2 separate regions of the Homo sapiens genome follow, and region 2 is linked to region 1. Evidence: chromatin loops called from intact Hi-C (ENCODE). Cell type or tissue: body of pancreas. All regions are shown on one strand. Each heading gives the region's core, and the rest is flanking DNA. Links, peaks and the distances in the headings are about the cores only.

Region 1 (5,382 bases), core at 63-5,062:
TCAGGGTTCTTGCATTTTGAGAAATTAAAAACCCAATTCTAAAGACCTCAACCACCATAAAGGGAATTTATTGGCTTGCATAACTAAGAAGCGTAAATATCGGGAAGGGGGTCCATTGAGCCAGTGGGTTTGTAGCAGGCTGCCACATCCTAGGGTGTCTGTTCTCATGCTGCTAATAAAGACACCTGAGAATGGGTAATTTATAAAGGAAAGAGGTTTAATGGACTCACAGTTCCACATGGCTGGGGAAGCCTCACAATGATGAAGAAGGCAGAGGAGAAGCTAAGGCATGTTTTACATGGTGGCAGGCAAGAGGGTGTGTGCAGGGGAACTGCCCTTTATAAAACCATCAGATCTCATAAGACATTCATTACCATGAAAACAGTATGGGGAAGCCATCCCCATGATTCGATTATCTCCACCTGGCCCCACCCTTGACACGTGGAGGTTATTACAATTCAAGGTGAGATTTGGGTGGGGACACAGACAAACCATATCTATGCCTGAGGCAAGATCTGGAGCTAGGCAAAGTCAAGTGGGAGGTGAAGAAGCAGAGATGATGGGGAGGAGTGGGAGCAACTGATAGGAGTGTGAGGTCAATCCTTGGGTCCTGATTTTTCTGCAGTCCCCACGTGTTTGTATGAGCAGGGTGGGTCCATTTGTGGCAGCCACAATGGGTCCTGGTGGGTGTTCAGGGCTAAGGCTAGGACTGCTCAATCTGGAATCTGGAGGTGGGCGAAGGGAGGTGTTTGACAGTGCCTTATGGAAGTAGAATTGGTCAGGAACTTCCATCCTGCAAGAGAGCTATTTTCAGGTAACCCCAGCCCTCCACCCAGTGAAAATTATGTCCTTCCTTTTGAGAAGCCAGAGTTCAAGAACATCAGGGCTGCTGCCCTGAATAACTTTCTGTTATGCCTGAAATTGGGAACCTGCACCAGAGAGCTGTTTCCTGTGTCTTTCACTGTTATAACTTTGTCGTTGGTTCCTTCTTATCAACAACATGGGGTTTCTCCAATTTGTAGAGAATGAAGAGAAGTGGTGCAGGGTTGATGCAAACTGGCCTAGCTGCGAGGAAATGTGTGCATCCCCAGGACACAGAGCCAGGCCCTGGGGTTACAAAGCCAACGCAGTGTAAGCACCAAGAAATTAGTAACAACTGTAACCGCTCCAGGCACCTGCCAGTGTGCTGCCTGCGGTTCAATGCTGATGGATTCTCGTTGGTTAGTTGTGTGTTGTGTGTTGTGTACATGTGTATTAGGAACCCATGTATGTGTGTATGTGTAGGGGTGGAGGCACTACCAATATCAATTCAGACCATTTTCACAATAAACCGCCATGTCCTACAGGCCTGCTGGATCCTTGCGTGCCTTTTTTTGCTACTCCACCCAACATTGCAGAGGTGGAAGAGCTTCCTGAAGCCTGGGAGGGTCAGGGGAGGCCCATGGAAGTTGTGTGGCACTCCCCTGGGACTCAGATCCAGCTCATGTTTATTGAGGGCCTGCCCCAGTGACTAATCCTCCCACAACAGTGCTGGGGAGGCATTAGTGACTCAGGAAGGATATGGGACTTGTCCAAGGGCACACAGATTCCAACACGGGAGGTGCTTTTTCCACCACGCGGAGCCCAGACTCTGTGGCCAGACTACCTGGTTTGCACCCCAGCTAGGCACTTGCTAGCTGTGTGGACTTGGGCAAGTTACTTACTATCTCTGTGTCTGGGTTCTTCATCAAGGAATTACTTACTATGTTTAGCACAGAATAAATGCTATGTAAATGAACGCTTATCTTCTTAAGATGATTACATCACATGCTTCTGAAAATGATTTCCTCAGAAAAACAACATACTAGAAGAACACGAAGGCTGTTTTCAAATGGAACCTCAGTAAGATTAATCGTCTTGGGAAAATTGGCCTTCTCTTTCCTGCCTTGGTCAGTACGTCCCTTTCCAGGGGGCCCCTGTCTGGGACAAGGTCCTCATGGAGAAGGTCAGCCGAAGAGCTTCGCAGCTTTGCCCTCGTTGGCCTGAATTAGATGGTCTGATGGCTGCTTGGAAAAATGCACTGCATTTTTTATGTATTTTCCCCATCAAAACACGTCTGTTTCGTTCTCTTTTAAAGGGCGTCCATGAGTCATTTGGCAGGAACAAAGAAGCTTCAGTTTGCAACTTCCGTGGGGATACAGTTTAAACAGTGTGGGCTCACGTGGTTTTTTTTAAAATCTGAAAACATGCCTTAGAGGTGCCTTAAGCACCTGATGGCAGCTGTTCTCTCTTGACAGCTGGATTCCAAATGTAAATATTATTTGTCAGAACGTATCAGAATCATTTGCATGCAGATGTAGACAGCCATCCCACGGGTGTGCCGGGGAGGCGGGTCCAAGGCCCTTTCTGCTTGTTCAGTCTGGTGGAACACAGTGCGGTTTCCTAGACTGGTTCACTGCTGTGTTTCATAAGGAGCTCAAAAGCCAGGCCAGCATCATTTCTCTTCCTGAAGGCAACCCTCCAACTGTCCCACTCAATCCCAAAGTCATCAGCATGAGGCAGGAACCTGAGGCCAGGGGCCTGGGAGGAGAAGAGCAGGGAGTGAAGTCCCACAGGTCCCCTGAGCCCTGACACCTTCTCCCCTCAGCACCCCAAACCCAACCTGTCTGGGAGCAGACTCCCCTCCCTCAACTCCCGGGTGCACCTGTCACCTGTCCACACACAGCCACACACTGGGGGCTGGAACATGGGGTGAAGTGCACAGAGTTGGATTTGGGTACATGCCACTTCCTCTCTAGCAACTGGGGAGGTTACTTCACTTCTCTGCATCAGTTTCAGCTACCTCATAGGGTTGCTGTGAGAATTAGATTAAGTAAAGTGCTGTAAACCAAAAAGAAAACTCTAAATTCTAAGCCCCATAACTCTCTGAATGAGCCCCTCCTGTCAGCCAGGGGCCTTCCAAAGTCAACCTGAAAAACCAGTTCAGGCTGTGACAGGAATGTGGGGCTGGATATGCCTCATTACACCCTCCTCCCTTTTGGAATTACTGATAGAACACACTCTAAGTCTGATAAGAAACATTTACAATCTAGTCCCTCTAAAGCCTGCTCCCTGGAGGCTGCCTCTGCATAATGGGAACTTGGTCTCCACAACCCCTTATCTTAACCCAGACATTCCTTTCTATTGATTCTAGGTCTTTGGACAATAACTTGCCTTTTCGAATTGAACCAGTGTACATCTTACATGTACTGACTGATGCCTATGTCTCCCTAAAATGTATAAAACCAAGTTGTAATCCAGCCACCTTAGGCATGTGTTCTCAGCACCTCTTGAGGGCTGTGTCATGGGCATTGTTCACTGAGATTAGCTCAGAATAAATCTCTTCAAATATTTCACAGAGTTTCACTCTTTTTGTCAACAGCACTAACCCACATAATAAATGCTCATAGTAAATGCTCAGCACGTTACCTGTCATTGTCAATCAGTCAGTAAGTCCCATTGTCGCTTTCCTGAGTTACTACTCGGGACTTTCAACAGAGCTCCTCATTCTCATCCGATTTCAATCCATCCTCAACTTGGTTACAAGAGTTAGCTCCCTACATTCTTTTTTTTTTTTTTTTTTTTTTTTTTTTTGAGATAGAGTCTCGCTCTGTCACCCAGGCTGGAGTACAGTGGCGTGATCTCGGCTCACTGCAACCTCTGCTTCCCGGGTTCAAGCGATTCTCCTGCCTCAGCCTCCTGAGTAGCTGGGATTACAGGCACGTGCCACCGCACCTGGCTAATTTTTGTATTTTTAGTAGAGACGGGGTTTCACCACGTTGGTCAGGCTGGTCTTGAACTCCTGACCTCGTGATCCACCCACCTTGGCCTCCCAAAGTGCTGGGATTACAGGCGTGAGCCACTGCACCCGGCCGGGGTAGCTCCCTGAATTCTTATGTGACTCTGAATCTCCTTAAAACCCTCCATCCATTTCCCATTGCTTCAGGATAAAAACATAAGCATAAGATGAGAAAAAGCAGTGAGAATCCATTAACATTTGCCAGACCACAATAAACTGTGTTTTCTTGAGTTCAGTGATGCGATCTTGGCTCATTGCAACCTCGACCACCTGGTCTCAAGTGATCCTCCCACCTCAGCCTCCTGAGTAGCAGGGACTACAGGCAAGCGCCACAATGCCCAGCTAATTTTTGTATTTTTTGTAGAGACGGGAGTCTCCCTATGTTGCCCAGGCTGGTCTTGAACCCCTGGGCTCAAGTATCCTCCCTCCTTGGCCTTCCATAGAACTGGGATTCCAGGCATGAACCACCATGCCCAGCCCTTCTTATTTTTGTGTAGCAGAAATATAATGTAGTGAAGAGAGCATAAGTTTTGGAGCCCAACAGATGAACGTTGGAATCCCTCCCCTGCCACTTACTGTCTATGTGATTTGGGCAAAATACTTAAGATCCCTGAGCCTCAATTTGATTTTCTGAGGCCAGGCATGGGAGTTCGCACCTGTAATCCCAGCACTTTGGGAGGCTGAGGTGGGCGGATTGCTTGAGCTCAGGAGTTTGAGACCAGGCTGGACAATATGGCAAAACCCCATTTCTACCAAAAATACAAAAAATTAGTCAGACATGGTGGTGCACATCTGTGGTCCCAGCTACTCAGAAGGCGGAGGCAGGAGGATCACTTGAGCCTGGGAGGCAGAGGTTACAGTGAGCCGAGATTGCACTACTGCACTCCAGCCTGGGTGACAGAGCAAGACCCCATCTCAAAAAACAAAACAATTTGCTTTTCTGTAAAATGGATCAAGGATTTAACTTGGCAACTCTGATGTTTAGATGAGACAATATATGTACAGTGCATCAAATGATATTAACTAATTCTTTCTCCTCTGGTACTGACAGAATGACCACCTCCTTTCCTTTATCAAACTTAGTATATCTGCTGCTCAGGCCAAAAGCTTCTCACGGCCTGCTCCTACTGACAGAGCTGCATGCCTACTGAACCTGTTTATACCAGTAGTGCTGGTTATTTTAATTACACAGCTTAATGATACATATGTGACCAATGAAATAGAGTTATCTTGAAACAACAACTTTATTTTAGATAAAAGACTTACTAAGGGTGAATTAGTATTTGCAAAACTCTAAGCAGACGTGGAAATTCTAATCAGGTACAACAACTCAAAATATGGGTGAATGAATGTATATTTTAAATTAAAATAATATGTTTAAGACTAGGCAAAAAATTGTTTATGATTATCTACCCCCACATGGCAGACTGAACACCCACTGGTCTTGACCCCATTATAAATGCACCCAGCATCACATTTGAAGTTTTGTGTTTGTGTCTGAAGATCCTTACCACAAGCTAGGATTAGGTTGAATTGCATATACCCAAAAACTTAGGTAAGATTAG
Region 2 (5,382 bases), core at 208-5,207, 76 kb before region 1:
ACAAAACAAAACAACCACACTTTCACATTCTCCTAGCCTGTTCTTTCCGACATCATGTACTGGTTCATTAGTTTGTTCAAGGTAATCTCCTGTTAAAAAGTTAAGAAACAATAAACCAAGAAAATAAAGCTATTTTAATTTTGCAGGGAAAAGTTTTAGGCACCTATGGTCATTCCATAATGCTTACTAAGTAGGTATATCCTTCCTACCACTGTTTGAGACTACTATAAAACAGTCCCTGCTTTCAGACTTCAAATTTCCCAAGGCAATTGAGACTTTTCATTAGCTGAACCCTAAGGAACAAGGACAAACTGTCACTCCTTCAGGATGGGGGCCCGCACCTTCTGATTTTTGAATCTCCAGCACCAGTGGAATGCCCGACACGTGTAAACACTCCACGAACATGGAATGAATGAAACCATCCTCTGCTGCTCTTTAGTTTCTACCAAACGCCCTGTGACAGGCTGTTAGGGAAAGACACCCTGGAGCAGGTAACACAGGCACATCCTGAAGAAAGTGACAGGCTGTTAGCAGGCAGGAGGCACTCCAGCCAAGGACTTGGAATGAGTCCATCAGCTGTGCTGCCCCCTCCCAGCCCTTGGCTGCAGCAGGAGGATCAGGAAGGAGAGGAACAAGGACTGAGGGTGGACAGGACAAGCGGCTAAGAGACAGTCATACTGACTCTCGGTCAGTGCTTTTTTAAAACCCAACTCCTCTGTCACACAGAGGAAATGGATTAAAAAGGTCTCTTGCTGGAATACAAATTGCTCAAATGCATACCATCACATCCCCAAAATGGAATCAATGAGAACACTGAGGCTGTTTTCATTCATTTGAAATTGGCAGTTGGATGCCAGTGGCCTGCACTTTCATTTCAATACTCTTCCAGTTACACAAGACAGAGACAATTCTGATTTGCACATGTAAATAGAAACAGATGGCCACATTCTTTTTTAAAAACAAAATCCAAAAGCTTTGGAATAGTAAGAAATTTGTTTCAACTCTCTACCACTAACAACATCTAATATCTCCTTGCAGTCCTTATCTCAGATATGTTAGACAAGAAGCATCTGAAACATATATTGACTGCTCAGCCCATGGACAGCATCATCATTGGCACAGCATGTTAAACGCTAATTTCTTTATGTACAGTTGACACTGCCGCTTTGCCTGACATTTAAGTGAAGGCAGCACATGCATATACACCCTCGTGCTAAACTCCAACTTTTAACATCCTGGCGCCCACTGACATGCTAATTTTTTATCTTCATCACCCCAAGCTGGCACATGGTTGGCACTCAATAAATATTCATTAAATGAATTAATTGGGCTGCCAGAATTACTTGCTTTCTTTTTTTTTTTTTTTTTTTGCAGGGGACCCTAGAATAGTTTTTCTCCTGCCATTTCTATGAATGTCTGAACGTGCAAATATGTCAATGACTAGGGAAAATATAGTGACGCACTGGTCATTCTACAACTTTAAGTCTACACAGGTTCCTTCATCAAAACAGGGCATTAAAAACAACTAAGCTATAGAGCCAGATCACTGGAGGTACTGTAGTTTATAACCTGCTTATAAACCCCAGTTCTTAAGTCCCTCAATGCCTAGCATGCTACCTACCAATACGCATACAAATAAATCAGACGATCTTGTGCCCCCCAGCCCAATGTTTACCAAGACTTCAAAATGTTCTGGTGAGATCACCTCCCTGCTATGTGATGCAAACATCAGAGTATAAATCTTTTCAGAAAACTTTTTAACAACTGTTGGAAATTTTAAAGATAAAAGCAATACAGGTCAAGCAGACCCCTGAAGAACCTCTGGAGCACCACATGGTGCTGGCACCAGCTCTGCCCCCGACTCCCTTCATCAACTCAGGCACCTCCCTTCACCTCTGTAAAGCTAGGTGGCTTGAACTCCATAATCTCTGACGACACCATCTGCCGAATCCACGGCAAGGACACACAGAACCAGAGAGGCTACTTCATTAAGCTGCAGTGTGCATTTACATCAAATCAACCATTCCATAGTAACAAGGCAATATGAGGCCATCTTTTTAAAATTCCATAGGAGAATTTAAGTAAATTGCTAGATCCTTCCAGTTTTTTCTGTGTGAATGATTTATCCCAGCTTCTAGGAATATGTGCAATATTATTCCACAGAGCACATCTTTCAGAATCTTGTTTCAGATTATTGTTACTTAAATAGTCCATTTCTCCTGAACAGCCCTTCAGGTAAGAGACATTCAATACTCATTAGAATCTCTACTCTCATGATGCATTGTATGATCTGAGAACCAACTTACATGGTACAAGTATAGACACATAACATCAAAGAAGATACACAATGGCCAAGATTCTGGTTTCATTAGTTACCAGGGAAATATAAATTAAACCACAATAAGATTCCATTACACACCCAGTAAAATGGCTGATAATGCCAAGCACCGATGAGGAAGTGAAGGAACTGGAACTCTCATACGTGGTTAGTGGAAATGAAAAATGATGCAGCCACTTTGGAAAATGGGATGGCAGCATTTGATAAAGTTAAACACACACTTAGCACACAACACGGCAATTGCACTCTCAGGTATTTCCCGAAGTCAAAATATAAAACGTGTCTACCTACACAAAGACTTGTAGTCAAATGTTCATAGAAGCTTTATCCATAATAGCCAAAAACTGGAAAGAACCCAAATGCCCATCACTTGGTGAACTGATAACAAGTAGTACCGCTTATCTTCAGGGAATACATTCCAAGACTCCCAGTGGATGCCTGAAACCAGACAGTACCAAATCCTGTATATACTGGGTTTTTTTTTTCTATACACACATACCTCTGATAAAGTTTAGTTTATAGGCCGGGGACGGTGGCTCAAACCTGTAATCCCAGCACTTTGGGAGGCTGAGGTGGGTAGATCACTTGGGGTCAGGAGTTCGAGACCAGCCTGACCAACATGGTAAAACCCCGTCTCTACTAAAAAAAAAAAAAAAAAAAAAAAAAATCCAAAAATTAGCTGGGGGTAGTGGTGCATGCCTGTAATCCCAGCTACTTGGGAGGCTGAGGCAGGAGAATTGCTTGAACCCGGGAGACAGAGGTTGCAATGAGCTGGGATGATGCCACTGCACTCCAGCCTAGGCAACAGAGTAAGACTCTGCCTCCAAAAAAAAAAAAAAAAGTTTAGTTTATAAATTAGGCACATTAATTAGGATTAACAACAATGACTAATAGAATAATTATAACAATATACTATATATATGCATACACACACACGTGTATATATATATATATATATTTTTTTTTTTTTTTTTTTTTTTTTTTTTGAGACAGTCTCCCTCTGTTCCCCAGGCTGGAGTGCAGTGCAGTGGTGCAATCTCTGCTCACTGCAGCCTCTGCCTCCTGGCTTCAAGCAATTCTCCTGCCTCAGCCTCCTGAGTAACTGGGACTACAGGAACGTGCCACCACGCCCGGCTAATTTTTGTATTTTTAGTAGAGACGGGGTTTCACTATATTGGCCAGGCTGGTCTCGAACTCCCAACCTTGTGATCCACCCACCTCGCCCTCCCAAAGTGCTGGGATTACAGACATGAGCCACCGTGCCCGGCCAACAATATACTGTAATAAAAGTTATGTGAATGTGGTCTCTTTCTCAAAATATCTCGTTGTATGTACTATTTTCGGACCTGGGATGACTTCAGGTAACTGAAACCTTGGAGAGTAAAATGCAGCTAAGGGGGAACTTACTCTGTATCCATACAACAGAACATTATTCAGCAATGCAAAGGAGTGGTCTAAAGATACATGTAACATTGTAATCTCCAGGGCACTAGGTCAAGCAAAAGCAATCATACACAAAAGGTTACATACCCTATCATTCCATTTATACGGAATTCTAAGAAAGGCAAAATTGTAAGGACAGAAAGCAGCGCAGAGATGACAGGAGGCAGGAATGGGGGAACCAACTGAAGAGGGGAGTTCTGCGTGACGGCACTCTGCTACGTTACATCTGTAGGGTGCTTAGACGATTTCACAAAACCCACTAAACTGCACATTTAAAACGTGAATTTTGGCCGGGCACAGTGGTTCATGCCTGTAATCCTAGCACTTTGGGAAGCCAACGCGGGCGGATCACCTGAGGTCAGGAGTTGGAGACCAGCCTGGCCAACATGGTGAATCTCTGTCTCTACTAAAAATACAAAAATTAGCCAGGTGTGGTGGCGGGCACCTGTAATCCCAGCTACTCAGGAGGCTGACGCACGAGAATCGCTTGAACCCAGGAAGCAGAGGTTGCAGTGAGCCAATATCGCGCCATTGCACTCCAGCCTGGGTGACAAGAGTGAAACTGTTTAAAAAAACAGAAACAAAAACAAAAACTGGTGAATTTTATTGTTTGCAGAGTAGACCTCAATTCAGCTGACTTTAAAAACTTTTTAAAAAACAACAAAAAACGACTTTCGTTTCTTTGTTGCCTCGGGATTGGCTTGGGCTTAGGGATGCACGGGCAGCTTTTGAGGGCTGCAGTGAACAACTAAATAGTCAAGATGCTTGGTGTAGGACCAGTGATTGGGCCCACGCACTATCTGCTTGTGTTCCTAAATTCTTTTTTTTTTTTTTTTTGAGACGGAGTCTCGCTTTGTCGCGAGGCTGGAGTGCAGTGGCGCGATCTCGGCTCACTGCAAGCTCCGCCTCCTGGGTTCATGCCATTCTCCTGCCTCAGCCTCCCGAGTAGCTGGGATTACAGGCGCCCGCCACCACGCCTGGCTAATTTTTTTGTATTTTTAGTAGAGACAGGGTTTCACCGTGTTAGCCAGGATGGTCTCGATCTCCTGACCTCGTGATCTGCCCGCCTCAACCTCCCTAAGTGCTGGGATTACAGGCGTGAGCCACTGCACCCGGCCGTGTTCCTAAATTCTTTAACTGTCTTCCGAAGGCTTTTTTTGGGGGGCGGGGGTGTTAGGGGAATAGGGTCTCACTTTGTCGCCCAGGCTGGAATGCAGTGGTGTGATCTCAGCACACTGCAACCTCCACCTCCTGGGTTTAAGCGATTCTCCTGCCGTAGCCTCCTGAGTAGCTGGGCGTGTGCCACCATGCCCAGCTAATTTTCTGTATTTTTAGTAAAGATGGGGTTTTGCTATGTTGCCCAGCCTGGTCTTGAACTCCTGGCCAAAAGTGATCCACCCATCTCGACCTCTCAAAGTGCTGGGATTACAGGCAAGAGCCACTGCGCACAGCCCCAAAGGCCTTATTTAAAATGACTCTTCCTACAGTCCCTGGTTCATCAATTACTCTCAGTTGTCATCTGCTCTTTGACCTTCAAGGCTGAGTGGCCTCACTCCAATGCAGTCCTAGCAGCTGGTGTCAGGCACGCCTGCCCTCCCTGG

What was found. Peaks named below come from ENCODE experiments on the same cell type or tissue, not always from the same donor. Only the 100,000 strongest peaks of a DNase experiment are listed, where the experiment ranks them.
Region 2: it touches region 1 in a loop (1.8-fold over the local background); 2 of 110 quality-filtered maps call a loop at or near these places.

Annotation. Positions count from the first base shown.
Region 1 is chr2:9,176,135-9,181,516 of GRCh38, reverse strand. No RefSeq gene overlaps it. Among named protein-coding and RNA genes, the nearest start is that of ASAP2, 28 kb to the left of the region's middle. RefSeq lists an enhancer at 771-1,970. In body of pancreas, for the core only: a CTCF peak has its summit at 3,112; DNase peaks (open chromatin) are centred at 2,396 and 2,976; H3K27ac peaks cover 3,636 bases.
Region 2 is chr2:9,252,151-9,257,532 of GRCh38, reverse strand. The region is part of intron 1 of ASAP2 (ArfGAP with SH3 domain, ankyrin repeat and PH domain 2); the gene reads right to left. Among named protein-coding and RNA genes, the nearest start is that of ASAP2, 48 kb to the right of the region's middle. In body of pancreas, for the core only: no CTCF peak of the experiment used is centred there; no DNase peak of the experiment used is centred there.